2 separate regions of the Homo sapiens genome follow, and region 1 is linked to region 2. A link is an interaction called in ENCODE POLR2A ChIA-PET data of the cell type or tissue named here. Cell type or tissue: GM12878. All regions are shown on one strand. Links, peaks and the distances in the headings refer to the core of each region. The heading gives the core; the rest is flanking DNA. Region 1 overlaps NARS2 (asparaginyl-tRNA synthetase 2, mitochondrial). Region 2 overlaps GAB2 (GRB2 associated binding protein 2).

Region 1 (8,000 bases), core at 1-8,000, 230 kb after region 2:
GCATATTAGACATCAAAGGAGAAATGTCAAGTAGGCAGATGCTTCTACAAATCTGGAGCTCAGAAACAGAACCTGGAGATAAACAGTTTGGGACTGCAGATAAACAGTTTGGCAGTCAGTATGTAGATGGTATGGTACATAAAGCCTTGGAAGTGAATAAAATCGCCAGGGGAGAGATTACAGATTAGTGCTTCTCATTGATGATGATAGTGTTCCCTAGAAAATACTTCAGGAGTCTGTAGAGCATTTAGTGGGCAGGAGTCCAACATGTCCTGCAATATATACAAAGTCCTGCGTAACTAAGCCTTTTCCTGCAATCTCCCAAGTTCCCAATGCTCTGTTAAGGCATTCATATAGTCTATCAACAAAACCACGTGGATTTGAGCTATCTGATAAACAAAGTCATTCCTTTTATCTATCTTCTATAGAGGGTCTTGGTATAAGATTTTGTTTGGAAAACACTTTTGAACAAAAATGTTTGAAAATCAATATAAAGGATGATTACCTCCCATCCTAAACAGTCCATGATAGACTAACCTTTCCCTGATCATATAAAACTTACGTTAGTGCAATAAAACTTAACCTAGCCTTTCTCTATTATGCAAAACAAAAATTTTTGCTAGGTTATTCTGCCACTGGAAGACAGTAAATAGCACAGCCAAGAAAGGGGAAACCAAGAGCTACCAAAAAAATTTTTTTAATGTGTGTATCCCAGTGAATTTCTTACCACACGGATCTAAAATCCTCCCTGTTTCTTTGAGGATTTCCAAGAAAATATTAAACAAGTATTTTGAATTGCCCTCCAGTTATTTGTTCTCACAGCAGAACAAATTTAGCTGAGCAGTTTCACAATCTCAGGAGAATTAAATAGAAAAACCCACACAAGTCCGACTCTGTCTCCATGTAAAATATATAGCAAGGAGCGAGAGTAAATAGCAGTAAGCTGAACAGTGGAAAGGAATATAATCAACAATGGAAAACTTATTTGACCTCTACAATCACTGAAACACCCAATCTATTTTTATCTCCTTTTACTTTTTCCATTTTCTACTTTGTACCCTACCCCCACCTTTTACCCAGTTCTATTTACTCATAATCCCAGAGACAAAAAGTTGGGAAGAGAATACATAAAGATGAAGCATGGTTCAGAAATTTAAAAGGTTTAAAATCATAATGGCATGCTATTGTCCTGTTTACCTCAATCTGCAATTTCCTTTGAAGATCATGAAGAAAAGGGAGAGTACTCACCATCTGTAAGCTCCATATAACCACTGAATATCCTATTTTCTTTCTTGATCCCAATTAAGAGATTAGAGGGAGGCTATGCCTTTCACGATACAGATAGTAAAGAATAAAAAAATCTAAGTTAGATAAAACTTTAATTTTTTCACGCCTGTAATCCCAGCACTTTGGGAGGCCAAGGTAGGCGCATCACCTGAGGTCAGGAGTTCGAGACCAGCCTGGTCAACATGGTGAAACCCCATCTCTACTAAAAATACAAAAATTAGCCAGGCGTGGTGGCGCACGCCTGTATTCCCAGCTACTTGGGAGGCTCAGTCATGAGAATTGCTTGACTCTGGGAGGCAGAGGTTGTTGTGAGCTGAAACTAGTACTATTGTACTCCAGCCTGAGTGACAACAGTGAAACTCCATCTCAAAAAAAAAAATTTTAATTCAACTTCCCTCTTGTAAAAGATGCTAAAGCTTAAAAATGTTAAATGTCAAATGTTAGAATAAATGTTATATACAACTACTTTTTGGTAAGATCAGTTGTAGAATCCAGGTTTCTCAGCTTCTAGTACAATCACCTTTCCAATAAGTCATGTCACTTTTTTTTTTTTTTTGAGATAAGGTCTTGCTATGTCGCCCAGGCTGGTCTTGAACTCCTGGGCTCAAGTGATCCTCTCACCTCTGCCTTCCGATGGGACTACAGGCATATACCACTGTGCCCAGCTCTCGCATTTTTTATCCTGTAGTGTTGAAATAAAGCTTTGGATTAAAATGCTTTTAATATTAGTCTCTCCTAAGTATGAAATGCTGATCATATAACATAAAACAAGCCAGGTGTAGTGGAGGGTGCCTGTAATTCCAGCTACTCGGGAGGCTGAGGCAGGAGGATCACTTGAGTCCAGGAGTTTGAGGTCAATGAGTTATGATCATACCACTGCACTCCAGCCTAGGTGAGAGAGTAAGACTCTGCCTCTAAAATCAATCAACCAACCAAGCAATCAATCATAGGAACTAAATCTGTCATACAGTCTCCAAAGATTTGTGGGTTGGTAGTTTCATGATCCCTATCAAGCTGTATCTCAAATGCAGTTGCTATCATTGCTGCAGAAATTGTTCTGCATGCCATTAGACTGCATCTCATACGTAAAAACCAAAGCCAAGGGAAACAGGCTCAATAAACTGCATTCTATTTTGCCGGTTATGTTAGTTTTGGGATTTGCCTATTAACAAGCCATATATGTAGGTCTTTCACTAATCTAAAAATTTCCAATAAGTCCAGTTTATGTTTCCATACTTTCCACTTGCTACAAATGTGTATCTTGGTGTACACAGAACTGCTAGTATAAAAATAATCTTTCTTAAAATAAGGGTTCATTTACATTCCAGAACACCCACTAACTAGAACACCCACTCAGCCCTGAGAAAGGTTTCATTTAAACAACTATTTGATCAGCAGGAAAGGAAGTTATTAAGTCAGACTGTTTGTAAACAGTGTTTTCCTGCTGAGCAGTCTGAGAAAGAATGAATCAAGAAAAGACGCGTGGAGTCTAATATTAGAGGGTAAGGTTGAGGCAAAACAGAAAGTGAATATACAATGCTGCCTTATTTTTCTTTTACAGGAGATAAACACAAATGTAAAATTGCAAAACAGCAAACTTATTCCTAAATGTAAAGGGGTCGGTGAAAAATGAACCAAACTTTTTTTCACTATTGCTTGAAAAATATTAATTTTGGCTTATTCATTGTCAGATTGGGGCTTTAAGGATGAATATGATAAGATATGGTCCTAGTCCGTTAACTAGGACTTCTGTGAGAAGGGATACCTATGCTCCAGAGTTAAGTCTCCAAACCACGTATCCACACAAAGGACTTGACTACCACTAAACACAGCAGGTACTCAATAAATACTTATAAATCCCAGCACTTCGGTGGGGTGGAGGCAGGAGGATTGCTTGAGACCAGGAGTTCAAGACCAGCCTGAGCAACATAGTGAGACCCTGACTCTACTTTAAAAATTAGCTGGGTGTGGTGGTGCGCACCTGTAGTTTTAGTAACTCTAGAGGCTGGAGTGGGTGGATCACTTGAGCTCAGGAGGTCAAGGCTGCAGACAGCCATGATCGCTGGCTCATCACTGCACTCCCAACAGGGCGACAGAGCGAGACCTTGGGTCAAAACAAACCCCCCCACAAAATATACTTTCTTGCAGTTGCTGCAAGGAGGAAGTTAAGTTATTGATAACTGGAACAGAAGGGCTTGGTTGCCCTTTACCTCTGGCTGTGGTAATCAAGAGTAAGTTAGCCAAGTACGGTGGTGGGTGCCTGTAATCCCAGCCACTAGGGAGGCTGAGGCACAAGAACTGCTTGAACCCAGGAGGCAGAGGTTGCAGTGGGCTGAGATGGTGCCACTGCACTCTAGCCTGGGCAACAGAGCAAAACTACGTGTCAAAAAAAAAGAATAAGCCATTATAAAGCATACTCATATAAAAGTCACGATTTTGATGCTATCCAAAGATTATCCAAAAGGGATTCACATCATTTTTTGAGATCAAAGTGTCTCTTGAAGTCAACAATGCCATGGAATGCTTCCTTCAAAGATGGCATGCATAAAATAAATGTCTAATTTCCAACAAAAACCAATTTCCCCTAATAATTAGATGGTATTGGCCCTAAAGAGTATAAACTCAAAAAACTTTCCAGTGTTTATGAAGCTGACATTTTCTTTTCATTTATGATTACTTGAATTCTAATGTCCAGACTAGCAACATGAAAGTTCATGTTTTTTAAAAAGAAGAAACGCTACTTTTCTACTTTTAATTAGCAATGGAAATAACCATTTGTAGGAAAAAAAATAATTCTCTCTATATTAAAAGTTCAAAAGTCTAGCAGAGGTGAACTATTCAACATAATCACTTCTGGGAAAATACACAGCAGGAATAGATACAACAAAAACAAAAAACATGTACCCTGGTACCAAGATCCAAGATGCATAAGCTACTTTCTAAATATATCCAGAATCCGGCCAGGCAGAGAGGCTCATGGCTGTAATCCTAGCACTTTGGGAGGCCAAGGCGGGCAGACCACGAGGTCAAGAGATTGAGACCATCCTGGCCGACATGGTGAAAACCCGTCTCTACTAAAACTACAAAAATTAGCTGGGCGTGGTGGCGCGCACCTGTAGTCCCAGCTACTCGGGAGGCTGAGGCAGGAGAATCGCTTGAACCCGGGAGGTGGAGCCAAGATTGTGCCACTGCACTCTAGCCTGGCAACAGAGTAAGACTCTGTCTCAAAAAAAAAAAAAAAAAAAAAACTCTCTCTCACTCTCCAGAATCCAACCACATTTGAGGATGTACAATTTCAACTCCTGTGTAAATCACTATCTGTCCACCTAAAATACAGCATTAGACTTTTAACTGGTTTCTCTTCTTCTGTACCTCTCCCTGATTTAATCTCCATATAGCAGCCAGAATGATCTCATTAAAATATAAGTGATTTATTACTCCTTTGCTTATAACTCTCCAAAGACTCACAGCCAATATTCTTATAATGGCCTAAAAAGTCCTTTTTAGAGGGAATGTTTCTGGTTGTCATAACTGGGGAGAGCTACTGAAATTTAGTGGGTACTACCCCAAGTTTCAAATATGCAATGGAACATTCATGTTAGTGAATTAGGTAAATTGTATTATTTTAATATGCTCTGAATTTTCCAGAATGCATCTTCCATGTAAATCAAGGGAAAGCTAATACTTTCATGCGGAACTCTTATCAAGAATGAGTTACCGGCTGAGCGCAGTAGCTCATGCCTGTAATCCCAGCACTTGGGAGACTGAGGCAGGCAGATCACTTGAGGTCAGGAGATCGAGACCATCCTGGCTAACACGGTGAAACCCCGTCTCTACTAAAAATACAAAAAATTAGCCAGGCGCGGTGGTGGGTGCCTGTAGTCCCAGCTACTCGGGAGGCTGAGGCAGGAGAACGGCGTGAACCTGGGAGACGGAGTTTGCAGTAAGCCAAGATCGTGCCACTGCACTCCAGCCTGGGCGATAGAGCGAGACTCCGTCTCACAAAAAAAAAAAAAAAAAAAAAAAGGATACAGAAAATTAGCTGCGCGTGGTGGTGGGCACCTGTAATCCCAGCTACTCAGGAGGCTGAGGCAGAAGAATTGCTTGAACACGGGAGGCAGAGGTTGCAGTGAGGTGAGATCGCGCCACTGCACTCCAGTATTCTCATCACAAATAGCAAACTGTTCATGATATGTGAGTCACCAATATAACACACCTGTTTAAGTCCTAATTTATAGTGGTCAAAGTCAGCAGTTCTTTATATCTCTATATAAAGGCTACTTACATTCTTCTAGACCACAGTATTTACATAATAAAATACACTGATTATATTACTTTTCTTTCTTTTTTATATTAAGTTGGAAGCACTATATTTTTCCAATTAAGTGTATAAAAAGTTTATATCATCTACATTTCATTATACATATTATCTATATTTGGGAAAGAAAAGGAGTTATGAAAATTCTTTTTTACAAAAGTGTTACACCTCATAAAGATGAACATCACTCACATATATAATTTGCACCTACTCCCAACCTCTATGCCTAACCTCAGTTCCCACTAATCTTCCTCTCTTTCCTATGCTCGATCCATACCTGCCTTCATGATTGTTTCTTGAAAACCTGAGGCTGCTCCAGCCACAGAATCTTTGTACTTGCTGTTCCTTCTGACTGAAATGTTCTTTCCCAGGTATCAACATTACTTACTCCCATATGTCCGTCATGCTTTTTCCTTTTTTTTTTTTTTTTTTGAGACAGAGTCTTGCTCTGTCACCCAGACTGTAGTGCAGTGGTGTGATCTCGGCTCACTGCAACCTCCACCTCCTGGATTTAAGCAATTCTTGTGCCTCAGCCTCCCAAATAGCTGGGATTGCAGTTGTGCATGCCACTGTGGCCAGCTAATTTTTGTATTTTTAGTAGAGATGGGAGATGGGGTTCTGTCGTATTGGCCAGGCTGGTCTCGAACTCCTGGCCTCAAGTGATATATACGCCTGCCTTGGCCTACCAACGTGCTGGGATTACAGGTGTGAACCACCGCACCTGGTCCACTCATGCTTTTTGAACATCTTTTCAGTAAAGCTTTCCTTGACCATCCAATTTAAACTAGAATCTCTCTCTCCCTAACCTTTTTCCCAATTTATTTTTCTTCGCAATACAAATCACCATCTGTTCTGATTACCTATTGGTGAGCAACAAATCATTCTAAAATTTAGCGGCTTAAAATGATAATCTACTGCTATCTTTCACAAGTCTATGGGTTGCCTGGCTTCAACTGAGTGGTTCTTGTATGGAGTCTCTCACATGGTTTCAGTCAAATGGCTGCCGGCACTGGAGTCATGTGAAGGCTAGATTCAGCTAGATATCCAAGATGACCTCCTTAATCACAAGTCTGGTGCCTTAGCTGGGATGGCTGAAACAGCTGAAGTGTAGCCAGGTATCTCTGTCTTACCATGCAGCCTTCCCACACAAATAGTTTGAGGTCTCACAGTAGCACAGTACCTCTTACACAGATGCTGGCTTCCCCCGGAGCCATTCCAAAAAAACAAAGGCAAGGATATTTCATTTCCACCATGTCCTACTGATTACACAGAACCAGCCCACTCTTTAACTGTGGGTGAGGACAACAGAAAGATGTGGGACTGGGAAGCATAGTGCACTAGGCAGCTATCTTTGGACAGTTACCACAATACTTAACATATTCTCTATTTTACTTTTAGATTTATTGTCTCCTCTTCTACAAGGATATACATTCAACAAGGAAAGAGATTCTTTGTTCACCACTTTTCCTCCAGCACATGTCATGTAGTCAATTAATATTAATTGATAAAAGGAATAAATTATTGCATTAGGTAAGTGATATACATCAATAATTCACTATATCCCCTTGCTTCTCACTATAGGTCACTCTGCCCCAATCTTACCAATTTGCCTTTCTGAAAGGTACCTGGTATGAATCTGGATAATTTTGGAAGTAGAAAATGACAAAGTTGGAACAAAAATCAAAGACGGAACTATAAACAAGGATCATACACATTGCTTTGTCCTGTGGACATCTCTGATCACTCCTGTACCTAGTTTTTCCTTGTCAGAAATCTCTCCTAGAGCACTTATAAAAAGTGAAGCACTACTTGATGCAACAATTCTGTATATTCTGTATAATTACCCTTAAAAAAGGTAAAAGCCAATTAAACATTTAATTATTCTGCTACGATTTCACGTGTCAGCTTTATCTTCTGGATAAACACTATACATTTCGTGGCTGGGTATGGTGGCTCATGACTGTCATCTCAGCACTTTGGGAGGCCATGGGGGGAGGACTGCTTGAGCCCAGGAATTAGAGAACAGCCTGGACAACATAGCAAGACCCTGTATCCATAAAAAATTTAAAAATTAGCCAGGTGTGGTGGTGCACACCCATAGTACTAGCTACCAGCTACCTGGGAGGCTAAAGTGGGAGGATCACTTGAGGTAAAAGAAGAAAAAAAAAGAACTCAGAAACTGTTCATTTCTTGAGAACCAGCTCATTTTAATTTAAAGAACAAATTTTAATTCAAAATTCTCAACACAGGACCCAATACTAACTTGTGCATACTATCATGTAACAGGAAAAAAAAATAGCCAATGAATTCTCCATCAGTAAAAGAATAGGTTAAATACATTGAAATACATATATTGATACACTGAAACAGCACATACTTTTAAAAGAATGAGGCA
Region 2 (12,282 bases), core at 1,867-9,866:
ATATTTTTCCTGAAGTTTCTTAACCAGGCTCCTTATTGCCTAGCAGTGCTTTTCAACCAGTGATGAAGTGCCAAGTTATTAAAAGTTTTTAATTCCTTTAGCCCTCAGAGAAACTGTAGTCCCTGGGCCAGTTACCCCTTGCCAATAGCTACCTGCAGCCTGACATTAAAGTATTGTTTTCTTTGTATAATGTAATATGAAAAAGTTTGAAAAGCACTGTCCTACAGTGCCAAGTCTAAACTACTCAGGATAGCATTCAAGGGCCTTCCTTCATTTGGTTCCAAACTGCTACCTGAAATTTTCAACCTTCCCTCCCCTCCATGCCTATTTCTCAGCCTCAAAACATCTGACATTCCAGGAAAAGCAAACTGCTTTAATGTGATATTCCCTGTGAAAATCCTATTAATCCTTCAAGATTCCACTTGAATGCCCAAAAGCCTTCCTTACTCTCTCTGGGAGGACAGGCACAGTGCCTCTCCTTCCCTTCTAGAGATAGCACGGGAACTGAGCTGAGCTGAATGCCAACTGAGGACTCAGTACTGATGAGACCTCAGAATATAAATCCCTTTTCATACTTTCAAAATTGCCTTATGAGTAGGGAAAGAAAGGGATTATCATAATCATTTTACAGATCAAGGAGCAGTGGTTGAGAAAATGGTAATATCTTACTAAACTCATACATGGAAGTCTGTGGCAGAGCTGGGACAAAAACTCTAGTCTTTTTTTATTTTTTTATAGATAGGACCCAAAGCCTTTTATTCTAAAATGAGTCTTGTCTCTGAAACTGCAAAAATTGCCCAGCAGTGTTCTACACAATTTAGATTTACTTTAAGGTATAAAACTAATACAGAATGGAGATCAGGGCTTTAGACAGGAATGAATCCTGAATGTTTAGGCAGGGCAAGAGAGAGCTCCACAGAGGGGAGGTGGCACAGGGAGGCTCCAGGTGCCTTGCAGCCAGCCTTCTTTGTAACTTTATAATCTGGTGTGGCCACTTAGCAGGTTCAGAGTTGCCTCTTTGTGTGGAGGTAAGTGATGAGCACTTCTGGATATAAAGCACCAGGACCTTTTCATCTTAAGAAGTGAAAAATCCCTGGTCTTTTTATTTCTGGCACTTTTCTTTGCCTGTGCCTGAGTGGAAAATGCAGCTAAATAAATATTAGAGTTGAAACATAGTTTTTAGATAATTTTTCATCTTGAGACATCCTGACCCTGAGGAATAGGGCTCTCTGGAGTCCGGGATGCATTCCCAAGGTCTCAGTTTCTCCCAAGACCTCAGAGCAAAAGTTTGCAGATTCCAACTGAGGAGCTATGGCTTCCTAGAGGAAAAGGCAAGCATTGCCCATGCTCAACCCTAGTGAAATTCTAAATAAAATTCTAAGACTGAAACAAACCATTTCTGTCCTTAATCCTTCTCTGAGCAAAAATATTTTTTACACTGTAGCAGTCAAAAATACAGAATCAAGCCCAGCAGTTTAACGTCTAGAATGCAAACCCCTATATTAAAACATCTATACCCATTTACCAAGCCTGCCCTATACCTAGAAATTTAATACTTTATCTTTGTTAGAACCTTCAACTTTACCCCAAATGGACATGAGCTTTCAATAAACTAGAATATAACCTGATTTACTAATATAAATCCATCCCAACCTAATCTAGAACCTATATACTTTTTTATTTTTATTTATTCATTTTTTTTGAGATGGAGTCTCACTCTGTCAGCCAGGCTGGAGTGCAGTGGTGCGCCCTTGGCTCACTGCAACCTCCGCCTCCCAGGTTCAAGCAATTCTCCTGCCTCAGCCTCCCAAGTAGCTGGGACTACAGGCACACGCCGCCACGCCCGGCTAATTTTTTATATTCTTAGTAGAGACAGGATTTCACCATGTTGCCCAGGCTGGTCGTGAACTCCTGAGCTCAGGCAATCTGCCCACCTTGGCCTCCCAAAGTGCTGGGATTACAGGCGGTGAGCACTGCGCCCGGCCCCTATATACTTTCTTAAGCTATCAATATAGTCATTCAGATCATAAGTTTTCTCTGAAAGGATTATAAGTATAGATTTCATTTGGAAGCAATCCTTGGTTTATAAAGCTACAAGCTTCATCATGAATGTTATTTATGTTATTTCAGGTACACAAGTGTTTGCAAGCGTCTTGAAGGCAGAGAGTGAAAGGATGTACAGACAGTGGAAAATAAACAGGATTTAGATTCTGAAGATACAGGTTAAAATTCCAGCCTTTACTTATTAGCTGCATGACCCTAATGAGTCACTTAACTTCTGCTGTGTGCCTTAGTTTCCTTGTTCGTAAAATAGATCACATTCCATCCATCTCACATAGTCACAGAAAGAGATAAAGTAAGGTATATATGTTTTACAAAATGTGTTATGTATAAATATCAACTTTTATCTTCTAATTGTTTTGAACATGTATCTCTCACCAGGCCTGTATTTGGGCATAATTCAATGGAACTGATCACAGCAAGTAATTAAAAATACTTCCTAATATTTATGTAGGAGACAGTATTAATGGTCAATAAAACCAAGCATTCTAAGAAAAGTTAGATACAGCACCCTTATGTGAACTCATAACCTTGAAAAAATTAACTTTCCAACTCAGTCACTAAGAGTAGCCCATGACAGCAACAGTGCTTATGAACACTACAACCTCTACAACCTCATGTGCACCTAGAGTCCTAGAAGTGGGTCCTTTGCATTATTCTCTACCAAAGGAATCAAAACTCTCTGGAAAGGGGTTGATTCTATGTTGTGAAGTTAAAAAAAAATTTAAGGTAAGCCTGAAAATTATTTTTGTTCAATAATAAAAGCAAGGTTGCTTTAAAATATATCACAGAATTGTGTATGAAATTTGTGATGGGGAAAATAAATAAAGGAAAAAATAAATCACAGAAAAAAAAATGTTAAGGACTTGGCCAGGCATGATGGCTCACACCTGTAATCCCAGCACTTTGGGAGGCCAAGATAGGAGGATCTCTTGAGCCCAGGAGTTTGAGACCAGCATGGGAAAGATGGTGAGATCCCATCTCTACAAAAAATGTTAGAGAGAGAGAGAGAGAGAGAGAGAGAGAGATGTTGAGTCAAAAGATACGATTTAAAGGGGCTCCCAATGTCCAAGTTGTAACATTTTAAGTTTATAACTAATTGAATCTGCAAACATAGGAGTTCATGATATTCAATGGAATAAAGTGTATGAGTTATTTTTTAATACAAAAGAAGTGAGAATATAACAGTGTAATGGTTAATTTTAGGTGCCAACTTGACTGGGTTAAGTGATACCCAGATAGCTGGTAAAGCATTATTTCTGGGTGTGTCTTTGAGGGTGTTTCTGGGAGAGACTGGCATTTTAATCAGTGGACTGAGTAAGGAAGATCCATTCTCACCCAGTGTGGGTGAGCACCATCCAATTTGTTGAGAGCCTGGAAGAACAAAAAGGCAGAGGGAAAACATTTTCTTTTCTGAAGCTGAGACACCCATGTTTCTCTGCCCTTGGACATTATTGGAACTCCAAATCCTTGGGCCTTCGGACATCGGAACTCCAGATGCTTGGGCCTATAACACTTACAATACAAGACATATTATAAGTGTTAAAACAGGGAGAGAGAGTATAAATAATTATGAAAATGAGTCTATTCTACTTTGAGGAGGGAGTCAAAAATACACTAGGTTGAAAGAGTAGAAAGACAGTCTAGATTTTAAGCACAGGACGCATAGAAAGAGAGGGCATACGGGAGGCTGAGGGTGCAGTAAGCCGTGACTGCAACACTGCACTCCAGGCTGGGTGACAGAGCAAGATCCCTACTCAAAGAAAGACAGGGCATCTTTGATGTGATTATGGGAAAGGATGTGGGGAGAGAGGTCACTGCAAATGAAGATGGAGAGGCAGGTTACAAGACAGGATCCTGGAGGACCTTGAATGCTGCCATTATCAAGGAGTTTGAACTTAGCATCTATGTGATTGGAAGAAACAGGATCAGATCAAGATTTTAAGAAAACACAACCAAGCTATATACACAACATGAGTAAATTTTACAAACACAAAGTTGAGAGAAGGAAGCGAGTATAAAAATGTGATTTCAAAAGTTCAAAAATAAACAGAACTAACAATATTTCTTGAGAATACACATACTTATGGTAAAACTGCAAACAAAAGCATGGGCATGACTACCACAGAAGTCATGATACTTGGAAGAAGGGATGGAGTGGAATAAGAAGAATATGACTGGAAAGAGACATTCAGGGATTTCTGGGATGCTGGCAATTTTTTGACCTGGGTGGTAATTACATGGGTGTTTCCTTTATAGTACAGTATATATTATATATAATTTTTGTGTGTGTATTCCATTTCACAATAAAAAGTTGAAGACATAGTTGGAAACATCCTGGAAAGATGCTGAGGGTAGGAGAAGTCTAGAGACAGGAAGAGAAATTAACAGCTAGTCACGACAGTACAGGCAAGGGAGAGCCTGAGTAATGTCACTGGGAGTGGGGACAGAAAAAAAGGTATTTGAGAATTACTTAGGAGTTAGGTCTTAGTGACCCACTAGAAATGAAAACTGCGGGAGAGAGAAGAGTCAAAAGTAACTGCCAGATAAAAGTTTCAAGCTTGGGAGATCAGATGACAGGTAGGGAAATATTAAGAGTAGCAGACTCAAGCAATTAAAAAAATTGAGATATGATTCACATGCAATACAATCTACCCTTTACAGTGTACAATTCAGTAGCTTTTAGTATACTTGCAAGGTTGTACAACCATCACCACTATTTAATTCCAGAATATTTTCATCACCCAAAAAGAAATTCCATACTAACTAACAGCCTTTCCCCAGTCCCTGTCCCCCTCCCCAGCCTTCATGTAATTTTAAGAGAATAAAATCTTGTGGTTAAACCCTGCCCCCTGCCTTTTTTTTTTTTTTTTTTAAATTGAGACAGGGTCTCAGTCTGTCGCTCAGGCTGGAGTACAGTGGCATGATCACAGCTCACTGCAACCTCAACCTCCCCAGGGTTGAGGGGATCCTCCCACCTCAGCCCCCTGAGTAGCTGGGACTACAGGCACATGCCACCATGCCTGGCTAATATTTTTTTAAAAAACCTGTCTTGACAGAGCAACAATGATATTCAACTGGTCTCAGCAGTTCAATCCCCAAGATCTTAATTTGCTTCTCTATTTCACAAAGTGGAGAGCTCTGGGGAAACAGAAAAGCTGCTTTTCTCAGGATATAGAGAGTAACATCCTGTTTCCTAGTTCTACCTTGGATAGGGACTCAAGTCAACAGAGAGAGATCAAGGGTGGCAGAGAGAGGTGTCTGGTTATAATGGCTTTCAATCAGTCCCAGTACGGTTCACTTTGGGGAGGGTTAGAAATGTGTGTGTGTGTGTGTGTGTGTGTGTGTGTGTGTGTGTGTGTGTGCGCGCGCGCCTGTGTGTGTGGTGGTGGCAGTGGTGGGGTAAGTTGTCACAATGATTGGAAAGCCTTACAGGCATTAGAGGGCAGAGGACAGGTATATTAACCTCAAACCATGCATAGGATAAAATCTCGCATAACAAAGAATTGTCCCACCTACAATTTCAATACACGCCTCTGAGAAATGTGGGGGTGGAGGGAGTGAGGGGTTGGGCAGAATTCCTATTATTTCTGCAAGTACAAAAACCAAAATGAGCCGGGTGCGGTGGCTCACGCCTGTAATCCCAGCACTTTGGGAGGCCAAGGCGGTTGGATAACGAGGTCAGGAGATCAAGACCATCCTGGCTAACACGGTGAAACCCCGTCTCTACTAAAAATACAAAAAAAAAAAAAAAAATTAGCCGGGCACGGTGGTGGGCGCCTGTAGTCCCAGCTACTCGGGAGGCTGAGGCAGGAGAATGGCGTGAACCTGGGAGGCGGAGCTTGCAGTGAGCCAAGATCGTGCCACTTGCACTCCAGCCTGGGCGACAGAGCAAGACTCTGTCTCAAAAAAAAAAAAAAAAAGAAAAAAAAATCAAAATGAAAGTTATGATCTGTAAGCGGGAACCAGGCCCAGGCCCAAGAATGTGTGGTTAAAAATAGCTTAGAGAACAGAAGATTTAAATGAGCTCACAGTGAAAAGGGTTATTAATGGAAACTCAGATATTAATAGTGATGAATCTCAGTTCACCAAGGCGAACCGCAGCCCAGGCCTGGTCGTGTTCCAGCGCCACTGTCCTTCAGTCTCTGATGTGTGTTACAGCTGCAGCTTCAGGTGTGGGAAAGAGCAAAGTTCATTGCCACAAACCCTGAGCCTCGTATCACCCATCAGAAAGAGTACCCTTGTGGGTATGTCCTACAGTTCATTCTAAAAAAATAAGAAGACCCATTAGGGAGCTCTCTACACAGGGGAAAAAAGTTTGATTTGTCTCCTTACTAAAGGTTTTTTCTTTCACTACAATGATTTTGTATGAAATTCTGCCACTGAAGAACCCTGTTAAAATTAGCAATTTACTTTCAAACATTTATTATGTGTGAAGCTCTGGGAAGCAGAGGCAACAAGATGGGACAGTTCTCAGATCAAAAGGGCTTCTGTTCTAGTGGGGAAGCTAAAATATGGGCACAACTTCATAAAATATACATCTGCCTATATAATGTACTGAGGTAAAAATAATTTACTAAATGAAAGTAAGTTTTTTCTTCCCCCCATATTTACTGAACACTTATTAGGTACATTTTATATACATGAAAGTAAGTTTTGGGGTCAGCTTCATTACTTAAGAGCTGCATAAAAATGAGCTCTTTCATATACCTAAGCCTCAGTTTCAATTATAAAATGAAGATGATAATCCTAACCAGGTTGTTACAAGAATCAAGTAAGGTAATATAAAGGTTGTTTTTTTTTCTTTCCCTAAAGAATATTATATATATAAACTTTCCTATAAAGTTCTATTACAGAAAAGGAAGAATTTTTATTTGATATAAGAACAGTTCAACAAAGGATAGAGCATTTGAACTGGGCTTCAAACATACGGTTAGGATAGTAAATGCATTACACCAAAAGTAATAAATTATTCAATAAGTTTTCACTGAGCCACTATAACATAACAACAAAAGCCTCTGCGTGCCAGGCTGTGGGCCAGGCAGTGGTGTTGGTACTGCTTATTATATTGCTTTTAAATTGCCTCCATGCATTTGTTTATTCATTAATTCTTTCCATAAATACATAAGATACAATTAGTTTACCAGAGTAGCAAGACACCTAGAAAGCCTGAGACAACTGGACTTGGAGCGAGGCGGTAGTTAGGTATGAGGCTGTGGGCAAGAAGAGGTGCCTACAGAAGCTCAATCCCACCAGGTCATACAGAGGCCAGAGCCCTGAGGCCCTGAGATGGGGTGAGAGAAACAGGTAAGAGGCAGAGCAGAGTTCTACCGACAATTTTACCTAACAAACAATGCCGTCCAGGGCTGGCTGTAGTGATAGACATCAGCTTCATGCCTTGCTGCAAATTACGAAGAATACCAACCTTCCTCCCATGTCTAGGCTTGAAAACAGCCCTTTTTCTAGGTCTGTGTCACAGGGCAGCACATTACATAAGATGCCCTGAACTGAGGGCACAACCAACTGAATGTTCCTGGTGTTTACTGTAAACTCTGAGCCAGCATGACCTGTGGAGTTTAAAAAAAAAAAAAAAAGGTAATTTCCCTACAGTTCTTCAATAAGAAAGTAAGAGGAAAACAAGAGGGAGATTCTGGGGTTTCTCCAAGCTGTGTGGTCTTTACCACCACCACCACCACCACCACCACAACAAAAACAAAATACAGTTACTTTGGGCCAGGCACTCTCCTAAGCACTTTACATATAAGAGTTCATTCCATCCTTACAACATCCTGTGAGTTGTTACTATTATTATCCCATTTTATTTTATTTATTTTTTGAGACGGAGTCTCGCTCTGTCGCCCAGGCTGGAGTGCAGTGGCACGATCTCAGCTCAGTGCAACCTCCACCTCGCTGTTTCAAGCAATTCCCCTGCCTCAGCCTCCCGAGTAGCTGGGATTACAGGTGCCCACCACCATGCCCCGCTAATTTTTTTTGTAGTTTTAGTAGAGACAGGGTTTCACCATGTTGGCCAGACTGGTCATGAACTCCTGACCTCAGGCGATCCAACTGCCTCAGCCTCCCAAAGTGCTGGAATTACAGGCGTGAGCCACTGCGCCTGGCCTATTATCCAATTTTAAAGATGAAGAAACTGGGAGGGTGAAGTGGTTAAGTAACTTAATTGTAGATATAAAGTTATAAATCGACAAAGCAAGGACTTATGACTCTGTCCTCTGGGCTCTTTTTGCTCACCAAGACCTGCCCCACGTGTCTCAGAAAAGTACTGAAACTTCTCAGATCTAGTGTCCTCAACTCCCATCAAGGGTGGCAGAAACGGGAACTAAAAAATATGTGTTTGTGTGTGTGTGTAATATAAAACATGATATACTGTTTCATGTTAATTCTTAGAGAATCTCTGGGTGGTGATCTATCAGTCCTTGGTCTGCTATTTATTGTGTGATCACCACATCTCAGGCAAGTTCCTTGGGCTAAGATTCATGAAGAAGGTGTCACTTGCTCTGTTCATAAGGTTGTCACGAGAATCTGATGTGTATAAGCCTTAGTGTATTCTTTGGGATCACTCTAAAGCTTTTTTTTTCCCAGCACTTTTTTTTTCAGTTCTTCACATGGTTTGGATCAATGCAGCTGCCAGATAAACAGCGTTACCTACCACAATAAAGCAAAGACTGAATCCGAATCCTAGACTGTTGAGAATATTAATGGCCACTCCTGTTTTACATGTCAAGCACCTCATATGATGCCTGACTCAGGGTTCAATGAATGGTTCCTTTACTTCCCCTCCTGGCTTTGTGCTTTTAAGGGTGAACTGCAAGGTGCTTGATGCTCCCAAATCCTGAGGCTAAGGAATAATCCAGCTAGGAACAGGACATAGAACTCTGGTATTGCCCCACCTCAGGATCACCAGGGATCATGTGCAAGACCCACAGCCTCCCTATGATTCAGTTTCTCCACCCCTCCAATAGGCTGATTCATTTGTTCAGGGTACACCATGGAGTCCAGCCAAATGCAAATAAACTGTCTATGGGGCATGTGCCAAGCTTTTCTGGGAGCAGGCTCATTACTGCCATAGTCACTACAACAAATAACAACAAAAGCCTCTAGGTGCAAATTACCACATATAATAAACTTAATTTAAGAAACACTGAAGAGACCCTTACTTGCATTTTAATTTACATAGCACCATTTATCACACAAGTGCCCTGGGGCCTCTACAAATTGAAAATAAGGTATCAGTACAGATTAGCTTCTACTATGCCTCAGTGATCCTACCAACTTAAATCCACCTACCAAAAAAATGTGAAGAGAGCACATGAAAGACTACAGAAAGAGTAATGGAAAAGAAGACACAGTCTGAAAAACATGGCAGAATTCTAAGTTCTAGTTCTAGCTGGGTTATTCAGCTAGTTAGCCTCTGGATGTGGGAGTGTCAAGTCCTGTGCAATTCACCCATAAAAGCACAAGGCCAGGAGGGGAAGTAAAGGAACCATTCACTGAGCCCTGAGTCAGGCAGGCATCACATGAGGTGCTTGACATAGGGCTCGCATGTAAAACAGGAGTGGCCATTAATATTTCCAAAAGTCCAGGGAGAAACCGTTGTGATGGTACTTGCAAGCCTCTTTTCCAAAGTAATACACTGAAAGTGTTATAACAGTGACAAAAAACACCATATAGACAGACAGACAATAGCAGCTTGCACTGCGTCCCATATGACATGCCAAAATTCTTCACTCACATGGTGTAATTTTTAATACAACCACTTAGGAAGTAGACGCTATTATCCTCATTTTGTAGATGAACAAACTGAGTAGCTTTAAGTGGTTAAGCATCTTGCCTGAAGTCAGTCCCCTAGGTTTAAGTCCCACCTTGATCTTCTGCTAGTTATGTGATTTCAGCCAAACTCCAACTTTGCTGTGCTTTAGTATCTTAATATAATGGAGATAAAACAAGTCTTCCCTGTCATTCACTGAAGGTTACAAGTATAACATGTTATACAGAATATTAAAGTGTCAAGTGTATATAGAAGTACCTTGCTTTCTCCCAGCTAGATTACAATCACTGGTGGACAGAGACCAGGTCACATGCTTACTTTAAATCCCGGAAGGTAAGACTATATTGCATATGTGGAATGGTTATGCAAAGGAACAAAAACTGTCGGTTTAGTCATCTTTTTGACACATTTACAGAACAGCCACCTCTGTGCCACAATGCTACTGGGACGCAGAGGTGAAGAGGTGCCACCACCGTCAAGAGGCCTTGGAGAAAGACCATGGCACATTAAAGGTAAAGTGAATAAAATGAACGTGGTCTGTAAAGGCAGGGCTTGCTATGGGAGCAGTGAGAACTAACATGACTCCATTACAGCTTCACAGTGGCAGCGAGGGAGACAGCAGATAAAGCTCAGAAAACAGGCTGGACACAGACTGTAGAAAAGCTTTCAAAGAGTTTCAGAAGAGACAGCAAACTGAAGGAGCTAATTGAGAGAGTAAGAGAAGGAAGGAGAGTAAAAGGGCAGGGGGGAGGAGGTCTCTGAGTGAATTATAAACACACTTCAAAGTTCTGCTCACGGCTGGCTGTCTATCCCAATCTTATTTTATTTTGTTTTGCTTTTCCTCTCAGTCTATTCCCCTCTTCTTCTCGCATTATTTCAAAATGGCTTTCCCCCCTTTTTAATGTCTTTGAACTGCCAAGGATAGCAAGAAGCCTGCTTTTAGGGGATCCTCAGGAATATTTCACCTTCTGTTTTCTCATCTATAAGGTAATTATAACACATCCTAGGACTATCACACAAATACAAAAGAAATAACAGAACTTTTCAGCAAATGGTGCTGGGAAAACTGGATATCCACATGTAAAAAAACAGCTGGACCCTTATACCATATACAAAAATTAACTCAAAATGGACCAAAGACCTAAATATAAGAATGAAAATGATAAACCTCTCAGAAGAAAACATAGAAAAAATGTTTCATGACAATGGATTTGACAATGTTTTCTTGGATGTGACACCAAAGGTATAGGTAGCAAAACAAAAAATAGATAAATTGGACATCAAAATTAAAACTTTAGTGAATCAAAGGACACAATCAACCAAGTGAAAAGACAATCCACTGAATGGAAGAAAATATTTGCAAATCATATATCTGGTAAAGGATTTGTGATGGTTAATATTAGGTGTCAACTTGATTGGATTGAAGGATGCCTAGATGGCTGGCGAAGTACTGTTTCTGGGTTTATCTGTGAAGGTGCTGCCAGAGGAGGTTGACATTTGAGTCAGTGTACTGAGAAAGGAAGAGTCACCCTTAATATGGTTGGGCACCATCCTACTGCCTGTCAGCATGGCCAGAAGAAAGCAAGCGGAAGAAGGTGGAATAAGCTTGCTTGCTGAGGCTTCTGGCTTCCTTCTCCCCACTCCCCCTCCCCCTGCCATATTGGATGCTTCCTCCCGCTCCTCCTGCCCTTGGACATCAGACTTCAGGTTCTTTGGCCTGACACTGGGACTTGCACGGGGGGCCAGGGGGTGGGTGTCCTGCCTTTGGGACTGACTTAAAGGCTGCACTGTTGTTTTCCCTGGTTTTGAGGCTTTCAGACCCAAACTGAGCCACTACCGGCTTCTCTCTTCCCCAGCTTCCAGATGGCCTATTGTGGGACTTTGCATTATAACTGTGTGAGCCAATTCTTTACTTTCATAATATACATATTATGAAATATGTATAAACTCCCTTTCATATATACATATTATTAGTTCTGTCCCTCTGGAGAACACTGACTAGTACAGGATTATAAGGGGTTAATAACTAGAATATATAAAGAACTACAATAACAACAAAAACAAACAACTTAACTAAAAATTGACAAAGGACTTGAATAGACATCTCTCCAAAGAAGGGATACAAAATGACCAAGAAGCACATGAAAAGATGCTCATGTCACTAATCATTGGGGAAATGCAAATCAAAACAATGAAATACTACCTTGCACCTATTAATATGGCTACTTTAAAAAATAGAAATAAGTGTTGGTGAGAATATGGAGAAACTGGAACCCTTGTGCAATGTTGGTGGGGATATAAAATAGTGCAGCTGCTATAGAAGAGAGTAAGGCAATTCCTCAAAAAATTGAAAATAGAATTACCATATGATCCAGTAATTCTACTTTTGGATACAGACCCCAAAAAACTGAAAGCAGGAACACAAACGGAATATT

Evidence for each region. Peaks named below come from ENCODE experiments on the same cell type or tissue, not always from the same donor. Only the 100,000 strongest peaks of a DNase experiment are listed, where the experiment ranks them.
Region 1: POLR2A ChIA-PET joins it to region 2 with 8 read pairs; 1 of 35 experiments calls an interaction of 5 or more read pairs at or near these places.

The regions. Positions count from the first base shown.
Region 1 is chr11:78,539,506-78,547,505 of GRCh38, forward strand. All of the region lies in intron 5 of NARS2 (asparaginyl-tRNA synthetase 2, mitochondrial), which reads right to left. It overlaps NARS2-AS1 (NARS2 antisense RNA 1), which reads left to right. Exons shown (of 4, transcript NR_120566.1): 2 at 7,004-7,135. Among named protein-coding and RNA genes, the nearest start is that of NARS2-AS1, 10 kb to the left of the region's middle. In GM12878, for the core only: no CTCF peak of the experiment used is centred there; no DNase peak of the experiment used is centred there; H3K27ac peaks cover 263 bases.
Region 2 is chr11:78,304,547-78,316,828 of GRCh38, forward strand. The region is part of intron 1 of GAB2 (GRB2 associated binding protein 2); the gene reads right to left. It overlaps LOC105369402 (a long non-coding RNA gene), which reads left to right. Exons shown (of 3, transcript XR_950343.4): 2 at 10,263-10,359. Among named protein-coding and RNA genes, the nearest start is that of GAB2, 110 kb to the right of the region's middle. In GM12878, for the core only: no CTCF peak of the experiment used is centred there; DNase peaks (open chromatin) are centred at 6,155 and 8,355; H3K4me3 peaks cover 448 bases; H3K27ac peaks cover 973 bases.